Regions from separate parts of the Homo sapiens genome. Here region 2 is linked to region 1. A link is a loop called in an ENCODE intact Hi-C map of the cell type or tissue named here. Cell type or tissue: heart right ventricle. All regions are shown on one strand. Links, peaks and the distances in the headings refer to the core of each region. The heading gives the core; the rest is flanking DNA.

Region 1 (5,509 bases), core at 1,546-4,045:
AAAAATGTGGAACTGAAATTTGTGGATTCCCTCCGGAGGCAGTTTGAATTCAGTGTAGATTCTTTTCAAATCAAATTAGACTCTCTTCTGCTCTTTTATGAATGTTCAGAGAACCCAATGACTGAGACATTTCACCCCACAATAATCGGGGAGAGCGTCTATGGCGATTTCCAGGAAGCCTTTGATCACCTTTGTAACAAGATCATTGCCACCAGGAACCCAGAGGAAATCCGAGGGGGAGGCCTGCTTAAGTACTGCAACCTCTTGGTGAGGGGCTTTAGGCCCGCCTCTGATGAAATCAAGACCCTTCAAAGGTATATGTGTTCCAGGTTTTTCATCGACTTCTCAGACATTGGAGAGCAGCAGAGAAAACTGGAGTCCTATTTGCAGAACCACTTTGTGGGATTGGAAGACCGCAAGTATGAGTATCTCATGACCCTTCATGGAGTGGTAAATGAGAGCACAGTGTGCCTGATGGGACATGAAAGAAGACAGACTTTAAACCTTATCACCATGCTGGCTATCCGGGTGTTAGCTGACCAAAATGTCATTCCTAATGTGGCTAATGTCACTTGCTATTACCAGCCAGCCCCCTATGTAGCAGATGCCAACTTTAGCAATTACTACATTGCACAGGTTCAGCCAGTATTCACGTGCCAGCAACAGACCTACTCCACTTGGCTACCCTGCAATTAAGAATCATTTAAAAATGTCCTGTGGGGAAGCCATTTCAGACAAGACAGGAGAGAAAAAAAAAAAAAAGAAAAAAAAAAGAGTGATCCAGCCCTTATTAGGGATGTGTTTTGTGCAATGATGATATGCTCCTGGTTTTAAGTTTGGCAAAGCTTATGTATCTTTTAATAGATGTGGGAGCATGATCTCGAAAGGATCCTTTTCCCTTCTCTTATTCTCCTACCCAATTGGATTCTATCCTGCAAAAAAAGAGAGACCTGTCATTAGAAGCAACCAGGTTCTCCTGATACAAGAGAAGAAATGTGTGATGACAATATGGGTTTGCTGTATCTGCTCCCATAGCTTTGCCATAGGAAAAAAAAAAGTGGAAAGTTTCTTTTAAGATGGAATTCATAAAAGGGAAAATACGGAGGAAAAAAGGTCTCACTCCAACTTGTGAATCAGTTTAGGAGTTCAGATATTAATAGTAACAATACAGGAAAAAGGGGAACTCCAACGTTGGGATTACTGTCTGAGGCTTGTAGCAAGTGCTTTCTGTGGAATGATCTTGTTTTGCTAACAAACGGCTTGCTCCAAATGAACAGTAGTAGGTTGGTGCAGTTCTCGTAACAATCAGCAGAACTTATGATGACACAATCCATTAATTCCAGCTGCGTGCATAGATCACATTTTTAAAATGTAAAAATGCAAGCAAAAACAGCTGTAACAAAGAAAGTGTGCTCAAGGACCAAAGATTTAACAGATAAAAATACCCAATTAGAAGAGATATAGTAGACTATATGAAGAGAGATTATATTTGTTACACACCAATATACATCAAAGTGCCTGTTGCCTTCTGAAAATTTGAAGTGGCAAAATTATTTTATGGTTTAATGATTATTTTATTTTATCAGGGACTGCCTCAAGAAGAAAATAACATAAGCTTGTGAATGGTGGAGAAAATGCCCTATTTTTTCTTGCAAATACTTGTATAAAGTTAACATTTGTTGATCTGATATTATCATAGGTACATGTGTATGTGTGTATAAATTATATGTGTGTGTGTATATATACATTTTATATATACATTTTATATGTATATATACACAGTAGATTGACTATGATCTAGAATAATGTCTCAAATAGGAAATGTTTAAATACTGTGTGTTTTTATGTTTTCAACAGGATAACATGAGACGTGGGCATATTGCAATGATGAATTAAATCCACATCTAAAAAAATTAAATGAAGGAGGGAACCAAGTAATATATTTCATAGGAAGAGCAGAAATTATACTGTTTTAGTGGGATTTTTTTTTCTTTTTTTTTTTTTCTTTGGTGAGCCATAAAATTCCACAAATGGGAGAATATTTGTTTGGCAGAGCACTCTTTTTTATATTGAACTGCCATTTTGACAGTTGGAACCCATTTATTAAAAAAAAAATTGCATTCCTCTATGATGTTTAATCTAGTGGATCATGGATCAGTAATAGGCTACTTAAATCCCTGACTGCTAAAAAGGATTTCCGGTGATCTAAACACTACTTGCTAATGTTTAAATGAATTTTAATGAATGCATTCTGCATTTCTGGACCACTAGAATTTAGTAATGTGAAATGACCCTTTTTACAGAATATTTGCACAATTGCTTAAAATTTATATATGAGATATATATTATATATAACATTTTATAAATCATGTCAATATGAAACATCTTTGATCTGGTTGTCACACTGCATTTAAATATTTAGTACTGTACTTTAAATCGCTTTCCATTAAATCAAATCCAACTTTATTTTCTTTCTTACAAAAATACCAGTTATACCTTTGTGAAATGAACTGGCATTACTATTTCAGTTCAATAACAGCTAATCCTAAAACCACCCTTTCTCCTAGCCAGTAGTTCCTCTAGATACTGGTCTCTGAAAATGCATTTGTTAAAAACAAAACAAAACTAACACATAAGAACCTTCCCTTTGTGTTGTGAAACAACCACATAATCTCCACAACCTTAGTGGATGACTGCTTGCTATGATAATTCCTCGAAGACCCAATTAGAAGATTTTCATCATCAGTTAAAGAGAGACCACGGGAGAAAAAAATATCCTCCTGTTGGCAGTATAATTTGTTTGTTTGTTTATCTAGGGATCCTCAGATGCTTAGTGCTAGGTTAATCCAGGTTAATCCGTCTGGACTACCTTTTGTGCATCTTTCTTTGAAGCCTTAATGGGAACCTGATGGGTTTGCTGTAGCAGCTTCCTTGTGAATTCTGTCAGAGCTGCAACAGCCGCTGCACTGCCACTCAGTTTTCTAAGGAACTCCTCCTACTACCATCTTGGCTCAGTCTCCCTCACTTAAGCCCTGGGTTTGAAAAATTAATTGCAACTTCCCAGGAAACATTGTTCAGTTTGCAGATTAAGCCTGGCACTCACCTATCAGAAACCAGAGCTCCGCCTGCTTAGTTGTTTCAAAGTTTTCTGAAAGAAAACTAGGGGAGCACTTGTGAACACAGGAGCAGCTGGTGATCTGCTTTCTTACCCTAACTCTTGACAAATGAGTCGTCTACTATTTTAAAGAGTCTGGAGGTCTCTGACTCTGCCATAACAATAACCTGCTGTTAATTTATAACACAGATTTTTGTTTGGAAGAGCCTTATTTGAAATACACTTTGATTTATTTTCTTAAATATTTATATTCTTTTCTTGCTTACTTCAGGGTTGGTAGCTTAGTTGGAAGTGCCAGCACCTGGCACCTATTCATATAGAACAGGCTGTACTCAAGACAACTTCTAGCATTTACTTTAAGACTTATATAATTTATTTCTATTTTGTGTGTACTATAGTCTTGTGCATATGTAGTTGAACACACAGTGAAATATATGTCTCTCTTTGTGGATGTGCGGCCTAAAAATTTGAATGTCTGGTGAGAGAGAGCCATGTGTATAGGTCAGAGAAAAGAACAGCTCCCGACTCCCTATTAGCGCCTGTGATTTGTTTCCTTTTGTGTTTATCTGGCCTAGTGTGCTGTTTCTTTAAACCAGGAAGAAGTTTTGTCTTTTGGAGGCTCTTCTCACCTGTCCAGCCTGGCATGTCAGAGAACACATAGCCTGTGACAATGCCGTTTTTAAAGGTTTACTTAATTTGCAGTAAATCCAGCTGCCTCAAGAACTCCTACACCAAGATGGACATTTCCTTTCCAGAAATGGGATCAAGTATCTGCTCACTTTGGTATTGGATGGACTAATAATGTAGCTCCAAAAATGCAAGGATGGAAGAATATGTGTAATCCAAACCAAGGAAGGAAATGAAAAGTGAACGTACTGTTTTTACCACCCCTTTCTGTTTGCTTATTGTTGGTTGCTTCACTGTGCATAAAGTTGTTTTCAATGCAACGCTTGTTAAATAAATATTGTGAACTATTTTGTAAATGAAATGTATTATGTTGAAAGCTGTCAGTTCAAAAATAAGCTTTTTTGTTGTTGTTGAAGATGAAGTGTGTTAGGTGAAACCAAAAAGCCAAAAAAAGTAATTTCATATATAGCATCTATTTGAATATAATCTTTCTTTAAAATTTCTTTTAGCATAGCATTTTCAGTGCTAAGAAAGAATCTCTATGTTATATTTTGTTAAAATAATGGCTTTCTAACAAAGCAAATGGTAAAGTACAAAGTTGGAAGATGTCAAGTTAACGAGACTTGCTGCAAAGCCTTGCAGAACGGAGGAGGCTCTGCCTGCTGGCTGTCTCTCCCTCCAACCTCTCTACAATCATGCCTGCTTTGAGGTGTTCTGTTGCAGCAAGCTGCACCTTGGGTCACTCTTTTGGAATATTTTGACTATAGGCTGCGTCACAGGCAGAAAAGGAGTTGATGGAAAATGGACTAAAAAACTGACATGTTTGAATCAGTGCTAGAGGGAACAGATTGTGAATTTTGTTTACAGCATCCAATATTTGGATTTTTTTGTAAATAAAAAAGTTATTTTTTTCTATTGATTTGTGTTTGCTGTCTACAATGTCTGTATTGACTAAAGACCATGTCCTTTGAATCCCAACCCACGTCCTTTAGAAAAGGCAGAGCGGTACATAGAGAAGAGTAGCCTTCAGCCACTTTCTGATTGAAGCACAATAAATGAAAACATCCAGCTGTCAGTCAGCCCATCTCTGACTGGCTCAGTTAGCTCCAAAAGCATCTAGCTAATAGATGCCAACAATTTTTTTGTCTGGGTATCAATTTAGCAGTGTTAAGTGACCAGAAGTCAGAACTGTTTTCCGATATCAGTAGAGACTCATGGCTCTAGTAGGCTGTAGGGCTCTAGTAGCTCTGCGTGAGCCTTGGTCTTCCTGAGTAGCCTTAGGGCTGTGATTTCATCAGTGGTTATATAGATTCTGTTCGAGGCTCTATAGTGTTATTCAGAGTTTTTACGTTGGGGTGAGAGGAATTGGTGGCCAGGAATTGAAAGAGGAAGTATAGAGAAGGAAGAGCAATCAAAAGATCTAGTATGTTCTGTGTGTGTGTGTGTGTGTGTGTGTGTGTGTGTGTGTGTTGGGTGCAAGGAAATCACCCTTTTGTCTAGCATTTAATGTAACCTCACCTATTCAAATTGCTAGGGGGCATACATTTATGTATTAATTAAAATTTTTCTTAGTGTAATTTTGGAGATGGTCTCAATGCTAGTAGTATGAGAATTTGGTAAGCCCAGGCTACTATAGGATATACATGTGGTTGTAAAAACCACTTAAAGTCTTGATCTTGAATAGAATGCATGCTTGACACCGAGTCTGTGAAAGAGCAACTCTTGGCATTGAAAACCAGCTTCCTTCCCGTATACAGTGCATCATAA
Region 2 (5,509 bases), core at 1,086-3,585, 130 kb after region 1:
GCCATAACAAGGAATGAAATGCTGATATATGCTCTGACATGGATGAACCTTAAAAAATTATGCTAAGCAAAATAAGCCAGTCACAAAAGGCCACATATATATTAATCTATTTATATAAAAATCCAGAATAAGCAAATTCATTGAGATAGATTAGTGGTTGCCAGGGGCTATAGGGAGTGATTGCTAACAGTTGCATGATTTCTTTTCAGGTAATGAAACTTTCTGGAATTAGATAGTGGTGGCGATTTCACAATTCTGGGAATATATTAAAACCACTGAATTGTCTACTTTTTTTAAAAGGTGAATTTAAAGGCGGGTGGATTATATCTCAATAAAGCTGTTAAAAAGAGCAACAACAAAAAAGAGAGAGGAGCGGAGAGTTCAGACTGAGGTTTTCTGATTGACAGTGACCGACAGATACAACTGGCTATTAACATATGTGGCAGTGCCAAGGAATGTGTAATTCCAGTGCCTGCTGTTTGTGAGCTGCTGTGCGTGGACATCTTTTACATCCTGTCAAGGGTGATCATAGACTTTCTCCCATCATCAGCATGGTGGCTCAATCTTACACTATCCCCCAGCTCCTTTATCCCATGCAGCACCTTGGAACAACTATTTGCTTAGACCCCCGGGAGTGCCAAAATATCTCTGCTTACCCACACAATCTCCTTCCTCTACTCTGCTTTCAGTTCAACAATTCCTTCCTAGTTAGAAGGACTGAGGTAAGGTGAGAAATATATGAGTGACCGGCTTGAATGTGCTACTTACTGCCTCTAGTGGTTTTCATTCATCTTTGAGATTGTCATTTGGCCTTATAAATGAAAAGGGACTTGAAAAAAACAAAACAAAACAAAACAAAACACTGAACCCACTGGCTAATTGAACTGGAATTGAAACCCCTTGCATTTCATTTACAATTCCTTGTGCTTAAAAGAAGTGAAAATGATTGAGACCATCCTGGCCAACATGGTGAAACCCTGTCTCTAATAAAAATACAAAAATTAGCTGGGCGTGGTGGTGTGCACTTGTAATCCCAGCTACTTGGGAAGCTGAGGCAGGATAATCGCTTGAACCTGGTAGGCGGAGGTTGCAGTGGGCCGAGATCGTGCCACTGTACTCCAGACTGGCAACAGAGCGAGGAGACTCTGTCTCAAAAAAAAAAAAAAAAAAAGAAAAGAAAAAAGTGAAAATGGTTGTAGCAAGGAATTAAAATAGAGGCTCTATGGGCAAAGCATTCACTGTGTTGACTGTAATAACAGTGCCAACTTGTGGAGCACTGACTATGTCCCATGACTTGTTCTAATTGCTTTATGCGTAACCCAATTAATCCACATTGCGTCCTAATGAAGTAGGTAGGATTACTATTTTTGTTTTACAGATGAAGATGATTGACACTAGAATAAGTTGGCTAATTTACCCAACCTCTCACCATAACTTGGTTAGCAACTCTAACCAAGTACAATTCCTAACCATTGTACTTCCCTGTTACACAGACTCTTGAGCACATACCTCACAAACATTTAGTGCTTGTGCATGTATGTTTGCCAGTCATATTACTAATAATAATTAGTACTATTGCAGAAAATATTCATTTTCTTCTTACTGCAATATAACCAAAAATTTAGAATTTTAGTTCAAAAGATATTTATAGTTTTTGTTTTCTTTCTTTCCAAACTTGATGAGCCAGAGATCCAAATCTGATGTCTGTTGCTTCAGACACATAGTTCAGTGTATTCCCCAGTCTCTTTTGCATTAGTTGCGGACTCAATTATAATGAATAGAATCTGGGTTCCACGGCTGGTCTGTAAAAATCTCCCATGTGCTTCTCTATTCTCTTTTCTCTTCCAGTCAGCTGGAATAGCAGCTGTTAGGGTGATCTTAACAGCCATGTATGAAGATGGTATAACTGCTGACAACCTGGATTCTGAAAGACTGTGTAGAGAAGTTGCCTCACTTTTCTGAATGAACAGGTCTATAACAAGCAAGAAATAAAAGTCTGTTGTTTTCAGCTACTGAAATATTGGGGTCTATTTTTTTTTTATTGCAGCATCACATCCTAACTAATATAACAAATTATATTAATTATAATTAGAAAAACTAATTTATTATTCTCAATTGCATATTATCTAATTATTAAGGAATAAGTGAATGAATGAATGAATGTAGCATTTTGGAGTTTAGGTAAGTATTTCTTGAGTTCTTAGTATTTGCTAGAATCTTCCGTGCTGTTGCAAATCCTCACAATCCCTGAAGTAAATAATTGATACAAAGACTCATATAAAACCTATACTTTCCACTACTCCAGGTTATCTCAAATGACAACTTATTTTTCTTCTCTATATGTGAGTAAGTAGAGGAGGAAACACACTGAAGTCAGGTTACTGTGTACCACCTGCCTTTGTTAAAGGATAGGTGGGTTGGTGAATTCCTTTTGGTTCTCATATTCCTGAGCAAAGATTGCAAAGACTTTTGGGTCATTTTCAGGTTATTGCCTTAGGGTTCAGTTATTTTATTTCTTTCTCTGTTAATAGAAAGAATGTCACTTTGCCTTCAGATGTGGCCATGTTTCTTAGAATGTGTTAAATCTAGACTTTTATCCTTAGACAATGATCAAATTTACTTTCTGTTTTTTGACTTTATTTTGGTGTGTGTGTGGCATGTTTGTATGTAAAAGAAAATAGTTTTCTAAATGAAAGTTTTCCCAAGTATCTAAGTCCTATTCGGTATTATATAAACAATTTATTAATGTGAAAAGTGTAATATATTATGTTATTTGTGACATACATATTAACATAGATTTTTTAAATAAAACATTATATTACTTATCTTTTTTAAGAACTGAGGAAATTCATTTCTGTGCTTAGGAAAGCTCTATGTCTTGGAATTGTATGACAGTAATTAATATTAGTCATGATTTATTTGTTTTTTTTTTTTTTAATTTTATTTTAGCTACAGTGTCTTGCTCTGTCACCCAAGCTAGAGTGCAGTGGCACAATTAAAGCTCACTGCAGCCTCCAACTCCTGGGCTCAAGTGATCCTCCCACCTCAGCCTCCCAAATAGCTAGGTCCGTGCCACCATGTATAGCTATTTTTTAAAAAACTAAGTGTAAAGACAGGGTCATGCTATGTTGCTCAGGCTGGTCTCAAACCCCTGATCTCAAGCAATCCTCTGGCCTCAGCTTCCCAAAGCCTTGGGATTACAGAAGTGAGCCACCGTGTCTGACCAATAATTTCTTTTGTAGCAGCTGAAAAATAGCGAAGTGGCTCTTTGAAGAAACATGGTAGAACACGAGTCTGCTCTTAATCGAAACTGAAATGTTGGGACCATGGTGACAAAATCTGGGCTCTGCCCAATTTGGACATAATTTGGAGTTGATTTAAGCTTGTCATATGCAAACAGATTTTTTGTTTTAATTTCAAGTTGACAACTACAGATGCTTTTAGCACTATTTGTGCCATAAAAAGAAAAAACTCATTTTTTTCTTTCTTACCCCAAGTGAACATAGATATTTATTGGAAATTTGGAACTGAGAAACAGTATTCTTCAAGGCATAATCTAAACCCACTTAGCAAAACATGTGAAATCTCTTACAGCATGTAAAAGTTTTCTTTATGTACAAAGCACTGGAGAGTTTTAAACAACACCTGCATTCATGGCCTGGACTGTTATTCTCTTATTTTTGCCTTACTGTGGACTTAAAGTTCTCATCCATAAATCATTTTTATGAAATGAATAAACGACTTCTTTCATTGATGAACTACAAACTGACTGCACTGGTTACATTATAGCTAAGAGTAACATATTGATAGAGTTCTGCAAAAAAGAAATGAATGAGGCTTTTTGCCTGAGAGGAGCGAAAGTCAAATTGGATTTGGAATGATAACAAAGAGCAAAACTCAGGCTCAGTAAAGTTTAAGCCTATTGACATTTTATTAATAGTTATTTTTAAAGGCCACTAATGAATTTTTGTAGGGAATTTTAGACAGTGGCTGTTTATTAGGGAACTTGAAGCACATGGCTTAAATATTTAATAGCGGTCATCAAAGCCAGAGGAAATGACCTGATGAAAATAGAACTAGAGATGCTAATTTCTACCCAATATTTAATATGAAAATAATTTTATGTTATAGTAATTAACACACCACGTTTTTAATGCTTAGTAAACACCACCATATCCATTGTATATAGTGAAAGAAATAGAGACTGGATCTACAGAATAAAGTAAAATGTAGAGTCATGTATGCATTAAAAGCCAAATAATTTAAAGTCCCCGAATACATTTCTATGCAGAAAAATATGGTTAAGAAATTTTTATCATGTAGATATATGACACTGAAGTTAAATAAATAATCAGAATTTATATGTCTTAAAGAACCTAATCATTTTCAAAAGGGATCAATTATTTGGTCAAATTGTATGTTTGATGCCATGCCAAACATCTGGATTAATGGTTGAAAATTTAAATGAGGTACTTATACTGAACCGTTTTTCTGACACATCTGGCAGAATGTATATTGATGCTAATGTCTTATATCATTTTCTTATTTTAAATTAAACCATGCCTTCAATGTGAAATAGATTCAAGGTAATTTTCAAACCTAAGTTATACTGCATTGCCTATTATCCAATAATTTAATATAGAATCTGTGAAATAATGAAGTGATTCCAGAAATTTCAGAAGATCATGCAATCCCTTTGAATGCACAATTAAAACGTATACACTAATCATGAGCTCTATATTGTTGAAATCTGTAAATAACAAAAACAACAAACTTCTAAAATTGAAGACTTTACCTACATAACATTATTTGTAAGTTTAACATTTAAGATAGTACGGTCCTGACTACAGAGCCACAGAGCATTTGTTAATTTTTTCCACTTTTACACACTTTATTTTCTAATAAATATAAAATATTGAGATCCCATGATCAACATCAAAATCATTTACAAAATTTCCTTTTGTACATAAACACTTCCTATTGTACCTCCTAATTCCACCCTGGAGATCCCTAACATCATTCTTTGATTGTTGACTTTCCACTGTTTGCATATCTTTGTGCTTTCCAAGCCACCCCAGCTGCAGTGAGCAGGCTTTGCTCATAAAGCCTTTCCCTCAGAGATAAGACCTGCCTTCATGTAATCTTAGCACATCCCTTCATTTCCTCTTGTGCTTGAGTCCCTTTAAATGCAGCTTTTCCGGTTTTAAAAGTGCCATAAACATCTTCCTAGCTCATTACAGACCATTATCATACTTTCTTTTTGCTTATATGCTAGATAGAGAAATCCACTGCTATGCCACAATGGAATAAAATCATTTTGGAGCATCAGGAAGTGTAGATGCCTTAAATATCACACTGGATACCTTCCAAAAGCAAATCACAGTGCAAAATTATGGTGATCAAACCTCACATTGGCATCTGTCAGCTATCTCACTATTAACTGGATTTCTAATTAGGAAAATATTGGAAATAGAATGAGAAGTTGGGCATATTTTCAAAGACAGCAGAA

The links. Peaks named below come from ENCODE experiments on the same cell type or tissue, not always from the same donor. Only the 100,000 strongest peaks of a DNase experiment are listed, where the experiment ranks them.
Region 2: it touches region 1 in a loop (3-fold over the local background); 6 of 110 quality-filtered maps call a loop at or near these places.

What each region holds. Positions count from the first base shown.
Region 1 is chr6:81,744,882-81,750,390 of GRCh38, reverse strand. TENT5A (terminal nucleotidyltransferase 5A) reads left to right here. Exons shown (of 3, transcript NM_017633.3): 3 at 1-4,661. The coding sequence ends at 696. Among named protein-coding and RNA genes, the nearest start is that of TENT5A, 5.0 kb to the left of the region's middle. In heart right ventricle, for the core only: no CTCF peak of the experiment used is centred there; no DNase peak of the experiment used is centred there; H3K4me3 peaks cover 2,426 bases; H3K27ac peaks cover 1,646 bases.
Region 2 is chr6:81,614,123-81,619,631 of GRCh38, reverse strand. No RefSeq gene overlaps it. Among named protein-coding and RNA genes, the nearest start is that of TENT5A, 140 kb to the left of the region's middle. In heart right ventricle, for the core only: no CTCF peak of the experiment used is centred there; no DNase peak of the experiment used is centred there.